2 separate regions of the Homo sapiens genome follow, and region 2 is linked to region 1. Evidence: chromatin loops called from intact Hi-C (ENCODE). Cell type or tissue: heart right ventricle. All regions are shown on one strand. Links, peaks and the distances in the headings refer to the core of each region. The heading gives the core; the rest is flanking DNA. Region 1 has its middle 190 kb from the start of CRAT37. Region 2 has its middle 150 kb from the start of CRAT37.

What was found. Hi-C counts contacts between places; a loop is a spot of excess contacts. Peaks named below come from ENCODE experiments on the same cell type or tissue, not always from the same donor. Only the 100,000 strongest peaks of a DNase experiment are listed, where the experiment ranks them.
Region 2: it touches region 1 in a loop (3.0-fold over the local background); 2 of 110 quality-filtered maps call a loop at or near these places.

Annotation. Positions count from the first base shown.
Region 1 is chr15:91,651,958-91,657,346 of GRCh38, forward strand. No RefSeq gene overlaps it. Among named protein-coding and RNA genes, the nearest start is that of CRAT37, 190 kb to the left of the region's middle. In heart right ventricle, for the core only: no CTCF peak of the experiment used is centred there; no DNase peak of the experiment used is centred there.
Region 2 is chr15:91,312,512-91,317,900 of GRCh38, forward strand. No RefSeq gene overlaps it. Among named protein-coding and RNA genes, the nearest start is that of CRAT37, 150 kb to the right of the region's middle. In heart right ventricle, for the core only: no CTCF peak of the experiment used is centred there; no DNase peak of the experiment used is centred there; H3K27me3 peaks cover 427 bases.

The DNA of each region.
Region 1 (5,389 bases), core at 183-5,182:
TGACCTGATTCTGCTCCTGAAAACAGCCTCTCTGATGAGGTCTGCCCTCATTGGTTCTCCCAATTCTAGTGCATCTCTAGCCCTTAAGGTCAAGGGCATGAGGATTGGGTATAGTGCTTTGGAAATGTTCAGGCCTTGCAAACACTTCTGAAAGCCTTATTCACATAGATTTAAGGTATGCTTCTTCTCATTAAAAGCCATGCAAAGTCTCTAGATTGTATCTGGCCAAATGTTTCCATTGTAATAACAAACATTAAGTATGAAATCAGTGAAAACCATGAAAGAGAGACAACTCAGGGGTTACATGAGGCAACCAACTCCATCAAATTTGTAAATTGAAAAACTGTTCTTTCAAATGATTATTTTCTGAGTTCACTTGAAATCAGTCTATAGAGCACCCAATCATTTCTAAATAACAGGTTTGGGGCTTTTAAAGGAGTCAGGACATTGTGTTTCTGATTTATCATTTGTGGTGTGTTTGTTTTTCAGAGGAATAAATCAGCCTAGAATCAAATGTTTATATTTATTCTTCAGATATGTCCTGGCCGAAATATCACCAATATCTGCACTGTAGTGTGGAATTAAACATTTTCTGTTTATCTTGTCTCTTTACACATAAAATTTTTATTCTTTTCAGGGGACTGACATTAACAAGGGTACTGGTCTTGGGATAAGAAATGAGAATCTACCCAGATCCTCTCCGGAAAATCTGTTTTATAATTCCCTAAAGCTACAATTACATGCAAACTGGATTCTTGAAATAAAACACAATTGAATTTAAATGACATCTACATGAAACCCAATAACTCGATTACATTGTTTTAATGTTCTTAATGTGGTCAAAGGCAGCCCATGGCTTTATCATCAATTAGGTAAGCTTTTGAGGGAAATTCTGAAAAATGGCAAGTCCTCACGTGTGGACTGACAACTGAGCAATTTGCCTGCTGTGCTTCAGAAAGAGAGGCCAGCTCTGTGAGGTGCTGTCGAAATGACTGAAAACCACCCACTGCGGATTTCTACTTCCCTCTATGAAAACCAGCCTTCTCAGGGATTATCACCGCCAATAAGAGGGGAAAATTGCCTGCACAGTTGGTGATTGTGGTTAACTGGTCAGGGAGGCTTCACGTACTGGCTCTTGGAAAATTCATAGGCATACAAAGATGCCAAGTGACAGGAGGAGGCTGGGGCAACCTGTGACAAAGGAGAACACAGCCACTTCTTCTACAGCAAGTCTGTGTAGAGCACCTATTATGCTTGAAACGCCCTTTCAAAAAAGCACATTTCAGTCAAAAGAATAATGCTCTGACTTCTAAAAGCACCAAATGTTAATTTTCAAGGAACCATGCCTCTTTTCCTTTGATTAGATCAGAAAAAAATTGTACGTATCTGTAAAATTTAAGAATGTCTGACCAAATAAAAAAATCTATAATTATTTTTGGTTTTTAATATTTCCTCATTTTTGTTTATGTGACTAAATATTGATATAAAGGTTACAATCAGAATGGATATAATAATTTGTAATTCTTGGCTTAACAATATAGTTAGGATATTTTCTCTGCTTTTTTAATGTTGTCATTATTAATGAATGTGTAACAGCTTGTCTATTTGAGGTACCTGATATAGAAATTTATAAAACTTTTGGTTATTTCTAATTGTGGATACTAAAATCTAAAATATGGTCACTGTTCGTAATTGTTTACCATCATGGATAATAGTTAATGCAGTTTTTTTCTTCTACATAATTCTCAAGATAAAATTCTGGGATGGGAATTACTGAGGTATAAGGCATGAACCTTGTCTGTTGGATCCTCAAACAACTTCTCGCAGACTGTGCACAGCACAAGTCCAAGGGATACTATTCACAAAGCTCCTTTCACCCAAAACTGTATGTTGTGGACAGCACCCTCGGCTTGACCCGCCACGACCTGACCGTGCATAGCCACCCAGCAACCCATCTTGAAATATCAGCCTACTGTTAAGTTGCTTTTTCAAAGATTAGCCCAAAGAATTTCAAGGAAAAAAGAGAAAATCCCAGTCTCCTGCTTAAGTTATTGTTTAAGGAGTTAATTAGGGATACAAGGACAGAATATTTAATAGCAATAAATTAAAATAGGGCATTTCACTATAAAAACCAGGGGTAGTTAACAGTATAATACTTAAGATGCATTTCTTCAGGAAAATTAGGCACTTGTGAATTCAGTTAGAATTTTCAAATAATAAAAAAGTCAAGAAAAATTAAAAGAAATAAAAATAAAAGAAGAAACAAATTTAGACAAAGACACAGAAACAGTCGAAATGATAAATATCAGCCGGCCACAGTGACTCATACCTGTAATCCCAGCACTTTGGGAGGCCAAGGCAGTCAGATCACCTGAGGTCAGGAGTTCGAGACCAGCATGGCCAACGTGGCAAAACCCCATCTCTACTAAAAACACAAAAATAGCTGGGTGTAATGGCAGGCACCTGTGATCCCAGCTACTTGGGAGGCTGAGGCAGGAGAAACCCTTGAACCCAGGAGGCAGAGGTTGCAGTGAGCCAAGATCACACCACTGCACTCCAACCTGGGGGATAGACCAAGACTGTATCTCCAAAAATAAATAAATACAAAAAGATGAATGTCATGACAACATCCCTAAAAATCCTAACAAAGTAGACTGATTGTTGATAAATCTAATAAGCAAATACAGAAAAATATCAAATGAGCCATATAAACTGAGAAAGGGTAAAAAAAGAATATATTACTTTTAATGCCATTACTTTTAATGGCAAAATACTGCAATTTCTTTTGCACCAACCTAATAAAAATGATTATGAATACCATGTTAATAAATGATATTAAATTTGAAAATGGCAATGAATAATATGTCCAATTATAGACCCATAAATTCAAATATTCATGAAGGAAGTAAAGAGTCTAAGCAGACATATGACCAAAAATAAATGCATACAATGACAAAGATATTGGAGTTTACCAGTTTAGAAAAAACAGAATCTCATTCTTAAATCATTTCAGACATCCAATGAATAAATAAACCACTTGTTACATAGATAAATTGATGGCAAAAATAAGATCCGATGATAAAACTCTTCTTATAAGGCATATTTTACTGATTCCTAAAGTTGGAACAGATGCTATAAACATTTAAACCTGTAATAACCACAAACTGCTCATTTTATATTAATTATATTATAATATAATATGATTTCAACCATGTTAGGAAACCAGCACTGCATGTTACAAACAATGAAACTGGGAAGAAAAAAATGTCAGAATATTCAGAGTGGTTCACTCTGGATTTAAGTGAGTGATTTCATTTCTGCTTATTCTTTGAAGGTTTCCCTATTGCCTCTGAATTGGTGGGGGAAGGCGGGCTCTCAGAAGGTGAATTGTGTCCCCCACAAAAATTCATATGTTGAAGTTTTAACTCCCAGTACCTCAGAGTGTGACTATTTTTGGAGACAGAGTTTTTAAACAGGAAATTAAGGTAAAATGAGGTCATTAGTGTGAGCCCTAATCCAATATGACTGGTGTCCTTTTGAGAAAATGTGGGAAGGAGATGTGAAGAAACAGGGAGAAGACAGCCACGTACTAGCCAAGGAGAAAAGCCTGGAATAGATCCTCCTGAGAGGTGAAGGCAGCTGGACTTCTGGGTCGGGTGGGGACTTGAAGAATTTTTCTGTCTTACAAGAGGTTTGTAAAATGCACCAATCAGTGCTTTGTAAAAACGCACCAATCAGCGCTCTGTGGCTAGCTAGAGGTTTGTAAAATGCGCCAATCAGTACTCTGTAAAAATGCACCAATCAGTGCTCTGTGGCTAGCTAGAGGTTTGTAAAATTGACCAATCAGCACTCTGTAAAATGGGCCGATCAGCACCCTGTAAAATGGACCAATCAGCACTCTGTAAAATGGACCAATGAGCAGGACATGGACGGGGACAAATAAGGGAATAAAAACTGGCCACCCCAGCCGGCATCAGCAACCAGCTCGGGTGCCCTACCACAGTGGGGAAGCTTTGTTTTTTCACGTTTCAGGATAAATCTTGCTGCTGCTCACTCTTTGGGTCTGTGCCACCTTTAAGAGCTGTAACACTCACCATGAAGGTCTGTGGCTTCATTCTTGATGTCAGTGAGACCACGAACCCACCGGCAGGAACAAACTCTGGACGCACTTCCTTCACAGCTCTCAGAAGGAACCAAACTGGCTGACACACTTTGATCTTGAACTTTAAGCCTCCAGAACCATAAAAAAATACATATATATGTATACATTTATATAAAATATATATAAATTTTGGTGGTGGTGTTTAAGCCTCCCAGTTTGTAATACTTTTTTAAGGCAGTCTTCGTAAATGAACGCAGGGTCCTCCCTTTCTTCCTTCCTTCCTTCCTTCCTTCATTCCTTCCTTTCCTCCCTCCCTCCCTCCCCCGCTTCCCTGCCTCCCTCCCTTCCTTCCCTCCCTCTCCCCCTCCCCATCCTTCCCTTTGTCCCTTTCTCCCTTCCCTTCCCTCCTCTCCCCTCTCTCCATCCCTCCCTTCCTCCTTCCTTCCTTCCTTAGTAATTTCATTGGAGAACTTGAAAACAATTTAAAAAGCATGTATTACTTCTACATACAAATTTTCATTATGCTACTTGTCAATACCCGTGGGGGCAGTGATTTGAATTACTGGGAGCTATATTAGCAATGTTATACTCGGTATTTGGAACAAACAACCCCAGCTAAGGGAAAGCCACTGGACTAGGTAGCTATAAGTCAATTCTGTTTTAGTGGCTTTGAGCTTTTTTCATCAAGTAATAAAGATGAAAAGAATGGATGGGCATCTTTGTGCCAAGAATAGTGTCAGTGGGAATAGAAAAGGAAAGGTCATTACCTCTGCATATAAGTTCCATCTGATCAAAGCTGAATTACTCAGTGATGTCAGGTTTTTATAGCTGTTCTTTTATAGCTATAAAAATATCTCTACTGTTGATATTCCTGAAGGGAAAATAATGCAGTTATTGCCAGGCTGAAACCCTGAAGCACAAAGCATCTTTATCCCCGTTGAATCAATTGCCTTTATAATTCAAGTCTTGGTAACGCAAGTATTTTAAAAAAATACTATAATGGAAAGAAAATTTGGTTATGCATTGAAAGAGAGAACCCTACAAGGATCGAGTAGGCGATTCATACCCTGCAGCATTTCCAGTCCCATCAGGGGACCAAGGCAGGTGACTTTCATAGTAGATGTACTGATGTAAACTTCACTTCCACAAAGAAATATGCTCTCTGCCATCATCCCTTCAAGTCTACCTTTTTATTTTCCCATTTTTCATAAGGGCATAATTGCAGAGAACTATTTCTCTACTATAAAGAAAAATGCCACCGTGAGCAGCTGGCAAGTGGCACTGACC
Region 2 (5,389 bases), core at 214-5,213, 340 kb before region 1:
CAGCTCCAGAGCTGTCTCAGAGATTTTGCCTGGGGGAGAAGCAGGCCATACAACAGGTAGCTCCTAATCTCTTCCCAAAGGAACTGACTGCATTTGCAATAGAGAGTGGAGAAGTTCAAACCTAAGGGCCCTCTCTGGTGAAAGGCAATTGATTCATGAGTCTAGGTCTTAGGACAATACTGTCTACATGGTAGGCCAGCTTGTCTGCAGGAGAGAACTGGAGAATAAAACAGCTGGGAGAAATCCTGTTGGGGTCAGAACAAATCTTAAACATGAACCTCAGGAACTGTGTCTCTAAAGGAGTCACAATTTGATTGGATTAATTTATAAAGAAATTTATGCCCCAGGGAATTGTTGAAAACAACAGAATGTTCAGCAGGCAATTAGCAGAGTTAAACAGCTAGGAGTCAATGGGGAAAGAAAGAGAACTGAACCAATACGGTTCATCCCACTCAGGGTGACTGTGGCCATACCCAAATCTGTACCTCCCTAAGGAGCAACATCAGAGGCTTAACACTATGGAGTAGGGGTAGGGAGTAGGGGATGGGAGAAATAGACTTCACTAAAATCTAATCACTGAAAAATAAACAAGCAAATAACAAACACACGTCTTAGATGGGAATGCCAGTACCCAGCACTGCTACAATATATTATCTAAAATGTTCAGTCTCAAAAAAATATTGTAAGCCATATAAAGAAACAGCATACACTGGAGCAAAGAAGGCAATAGAAACTGCTCGTGAGAATAACCGGATATCATATTCAGTAACAAAATACTTTAAGATAGCCATTATACAAATACGTTCACAGAACTAAAGGAAACTGTGATTAAAGAAGGAAGGTAGGATGACAATGTGGCATCAAATAGAGAATGTTAACAAACAGAAATTACAAAACAGAGCCAAATGGAAATTCTGGGGTTGAAAATTACATAACTGAAATAAAACATTTACCAGAGTGGCTCAACAGTGGATTTGAAGTAGTGAGAAAAAAAATTAACAAACTTGAAAATAGATTGATAGAGGCTATGCAAGATGAAGAAAAGAGGGAAAAAAGAATGAAGAAAAATGAACAGAACCTCAGAAAAAAAATGTGGGAGACCATCAAATACATCAACATAGACATAATGGGAGTATCAGAAAGAAAGGAGAGAGAGAAAGGAGGAGAATAAATATTTAGAGAAACAATGGTTGGCCAGGTGCAGTGGCTCACACCTGTAACCCCAGCACTTTGGGAGGCCGAGGCGGGTGGATCACGAGGTCAGGAGGTCGAGACCATCCTGGCTAACACGGTGAAACCTGTCTCTACTGAAAATACAAAAAATTAGCTGGGCATGTTGGTGGGCACCTGCAGTCCTAGCTACTTGGGAGGCTGAGGCAGGAGAATGGCGTGAACCCAGGAGGTGGAGCTTGCAGTGAGCCGAGATGGCGCCACTGCACTCCATCCTGGGCGACAGAGTGAGACTCTGTCTCAAAAAAAAAAAAAAAAAAAGAAAAAAAAAGAAAAAGAAACAATGGTTGAAAAGTTTTATATAAAATTGTTGTAACAGTGAAACAACATAAAGATTTATAAAGTAAATGCTCATAAACTCTCACCCAGGATTGTGGTCTTCACCCACTATGAGGCAACCAATGTCACAGTTGGTGTGTATTCTTTCATACTTTCCTCTATGCTCATGCAAAACTAAGCAAATATACATATACATATTTAGTTTTTATATATAAAATAGATAAATGATATTCTGTTGTTTGGATGCATTGCAATTTATTTAGCTATTTCCCTATTTTACCATTTTCCTGCCAGATTTTCAACAACTATGATTCTGTTTATCTAACAGAAGCCATTATTATGTTAAATTTATTCTCAACCACATTCAGCCTGATTTTTGAAGACCACAGCCAGACTTGTATTGGAACAGGTTTAATAGACTTTACTGTCATTTGTAGGGCATGGACCAGCCTAATTTGAATATTTAGGTGTGGGAGGTTACAGTGGGAAAGCAAGAAGCATGAAAAAGACTAACTTGTTCAATATGTCATTTGGTTCAGCCTGATTGCCCGTATATCAAGTGTGATTTTGAAAAAGTTTTAGACTTTGATTGTATTACCCAGAAAAATAGACTATGAATTTTGAGGTCTGGGTTCGACTTCTAACTTAGTCACTTTTCAGTTAACCTTGGCCAGAACCTAGTGCTAGGTGGTAACCAATCACAAAATTTCAGTGGCATACAACAGTAAGGACTAGTTTATCTCACGTGTCGGTGGGGCAGCCTGGGGGTTTGTTGGGTGTGGGATAGATTGATCTAGGCATGGCTCAGTGGGGGTGGCTCTGTTTTGTGTGTCTTTTTGGGACCAGAAGGCTAGACTGGTGATGGCAGAGGGGCAAGAGAGCAAGTCCAACTGCAAAAGCACATTCTAAGCCTCTGTTTGCATCCCATCTGCTAACATCCCATCAGCCAAAACAAGACACATAGCTAAACCCATAGTCAAAGGGGCACTGCAAATTTACATGGCAAAGAGTATAGACAGATGATCCTATTACTGGGGAGGAAGGAAAGATTTGGAACCATATCACAGTCTACTGTAGTCAACTACTAGCAAGTTATTTAGTGTTATCTGAAGGAAGGAGATGATACTATCTAACTTTGTAATTTTGTCGTGAGGGTTAATTGCAATATTTCATGTACCTCCCCTGACATGTCATACATAATCAATGGCTATCAATTTTCTTCCTTTACAAAAGCTATAATGGATATTATAATTCTTTTATGTTCGAAATCTTATACGATGTTGGCCAAACTGATAACATTTAAAAGTGTGAAATAATTAAAAAATTCTTTTTCTAACATACGAGTAAAATAATGGATTTTTTCCTATTGTGTTCCTACTAGGTTCCACTTGCAAAAATATTTTTGCATAGTTGAATCCAGAGTATATGGCCATTCTGAATACTGCTATTTTAAATTTTCTTATATCAAAACATTATCTGAAGCTGCTACACTCCTTTCCCATGAATCCCTTCTTGTGGTTGTATGATAGTTTGTCATTTGTTGGACCATAATGAGGCAAACTATTTCAGGGAGAGGTCTCAAGGCCTCCGGGCTGGGCATTCGTTACCTGAGCTGGTGTCCTGTTGGTTTTAGAGCATTGGCACCTGCTGAGTGATTGTGGCAAGGATCTTAGGGTGCAGGGCTCTCGAGCTCCTATAAATCCTCCCTTCCCTGAGAAGACAAGCTAGCATACTGGAAAAGCAATAAAGTCCTCCATGTTATATTAGTGTGACTGCTGCCCGTGGGAGGACAAACAAAGCCATCTGCAGGTGCTGTCAGTGTCAATAACACATGACAGCAGGCTTCAACTCCACTGAGCTGATTTGGTGGTCTAAAATATTTGGCCACACATAGGACTGCGTCTGTGGCTTTGTATATTGGTTGAAGGTGCTACCAAAGCTCATTTGTTAAATTTTTGAAAAGCAGGTGAAACGGACCTAGAATTGGTTTAATGAAGATGTGGCTCATGAGGGCAATGAGCAGCAGGTGGGCTCTGCTCTCTGGGCAAGGTTAGTCCAGTTAAGGAAAGCTTTGTCAGCAAGCTGTTGATCTCTTTGGGGCCCAGATGGCAACCCACTGTTGCCGAGACTAGTTCCATGGCTAGACTCAAAAGGATCCATCATGTCAAACTAGGAGTTCAGTTCAGCCAGGAAAAAAACACAAAACTTCTTTTGCTTAGGATTGTCTAATAAAACATTTGCTCGTGGGTTGCCCAGGGCCCTCTGCCTGCGAGACTGGCTCACTGTGCACTCTATTCTCTGCCACATAATAACCAACCCTCCGGAAGTGGTTATATCATGTTTTGGGTTTGCCCAGAAATGTTTTGTTCAGAAGAGTCTCAGAGAATGGCCTCAGGATTCATCACGTTTTTCATGAACCTCTTTCTATTCTCCTTTGAAACGTCTCTCTATTCCATCTCTGTGCCTCACTCTGCACACTCAGCAAGGGGTCCCCGCAGGGATGGATGGATGGTGCAGTAGTGAAGAGCATGGGCTGAAGAGCCAGGCTGCCTGGGCTTGACACTTTAGCCACTCAGATGTTGTCACCTTGGCAAGTCGCTTAACCTCTTGGTGTATTCATTTCCTCACCTTTAATATGGGGATAATAATGGCACCTACCTCATAGTATTGTTTCAATAATTAATGGATTATGTAAAGTGGTTGGAGGAGTTCCTGGCAAGTGGTGTTATGTAAGATGACTACTACTATCTTGAGATCTTAATGAACATCAATTAAATGAGATGATGCATCTGACATTCTGTCATAGAGAGGACGCTGAATTATAAATATTATCACCACTAATAATGGTAATAGGCCAGGCACGGTGGCTCATGCCTGTAATCCTAGCACTCTGGGAGGCCAAGGCGCGTGGATTGCCTGAGGTCGGGAGTTTGAGAGCAGCCTGACCAACATGGAGAAACCCTGTCTCTACTAAAAAAATACAAAATTAGCCAAGCGTGTTGGCACATGCCTGTAATCCCAGCTACTCGGGAGGCTGAGACAGGAGAATCGCTTGAACCTAGGAGGCGGAGGTTGTGGTGAGCTGAGATCACGCCATTGCACTCCAGCCTGGGCAACAAGAGTGAAACTCCATCTCAAAAAAAAAAAAAAGTTAATGGTAAGATATTCAAGTTTTATCTCTTCTTGGATAAGATGTCTGAATGTTAACAGGGACTTATTGCAAAGAAAACCTGAATCTGCCTTTTCTCCAACTGAGTTTGGCTCTATAGAGGAAAGTGTTCTATGGTCACATACGTTTGGAAAATGGTGCTTGGTTGTTTGCATATGAGCGTGTGTGTGTGTGTGTGTGTGTGTGTGTGTGTATGTGCATGTGTGTGTTTCTAATACATATTCAGATCTTTGAAATATTTTCCCTCAAAACCCAATTTGGAAAAGTTTTTCCATGACCTGTCGAATGGGAGTGGAAATTTCAGATGAGGAGAATCGTTGGAGGAAGTGGAGTTCTGAACCCTTCTCAAGTAATGGTAATCAACAAACTGCCCTTCTCACCTCTAAGGGAAGTAATGGGAATTTATTAATATCTCCCCTGTGCCAGACATTGATCTTGGTGCTTCAAATGCATTATCTCTAATAAAAATATGTTAATAGCTACCATTTTTTGACCACCTGGAATGTGCCAGGCATTTTATATAATTTATCTCTAACATCCATAACATTTTAGCAGAGTAGGTATTATTATTCCTATCTTCAAGGTGAGGAATTGAGGTTCTGTAATATGTCACATGGCAAGTATTTGGAGCCCAGGTTCAAGCTCAGGTCTGGAGGCTTCAAAGCATCTCTTTGTGAAACCATGATGGGGGAATTTGGCATTCTCAGCAGC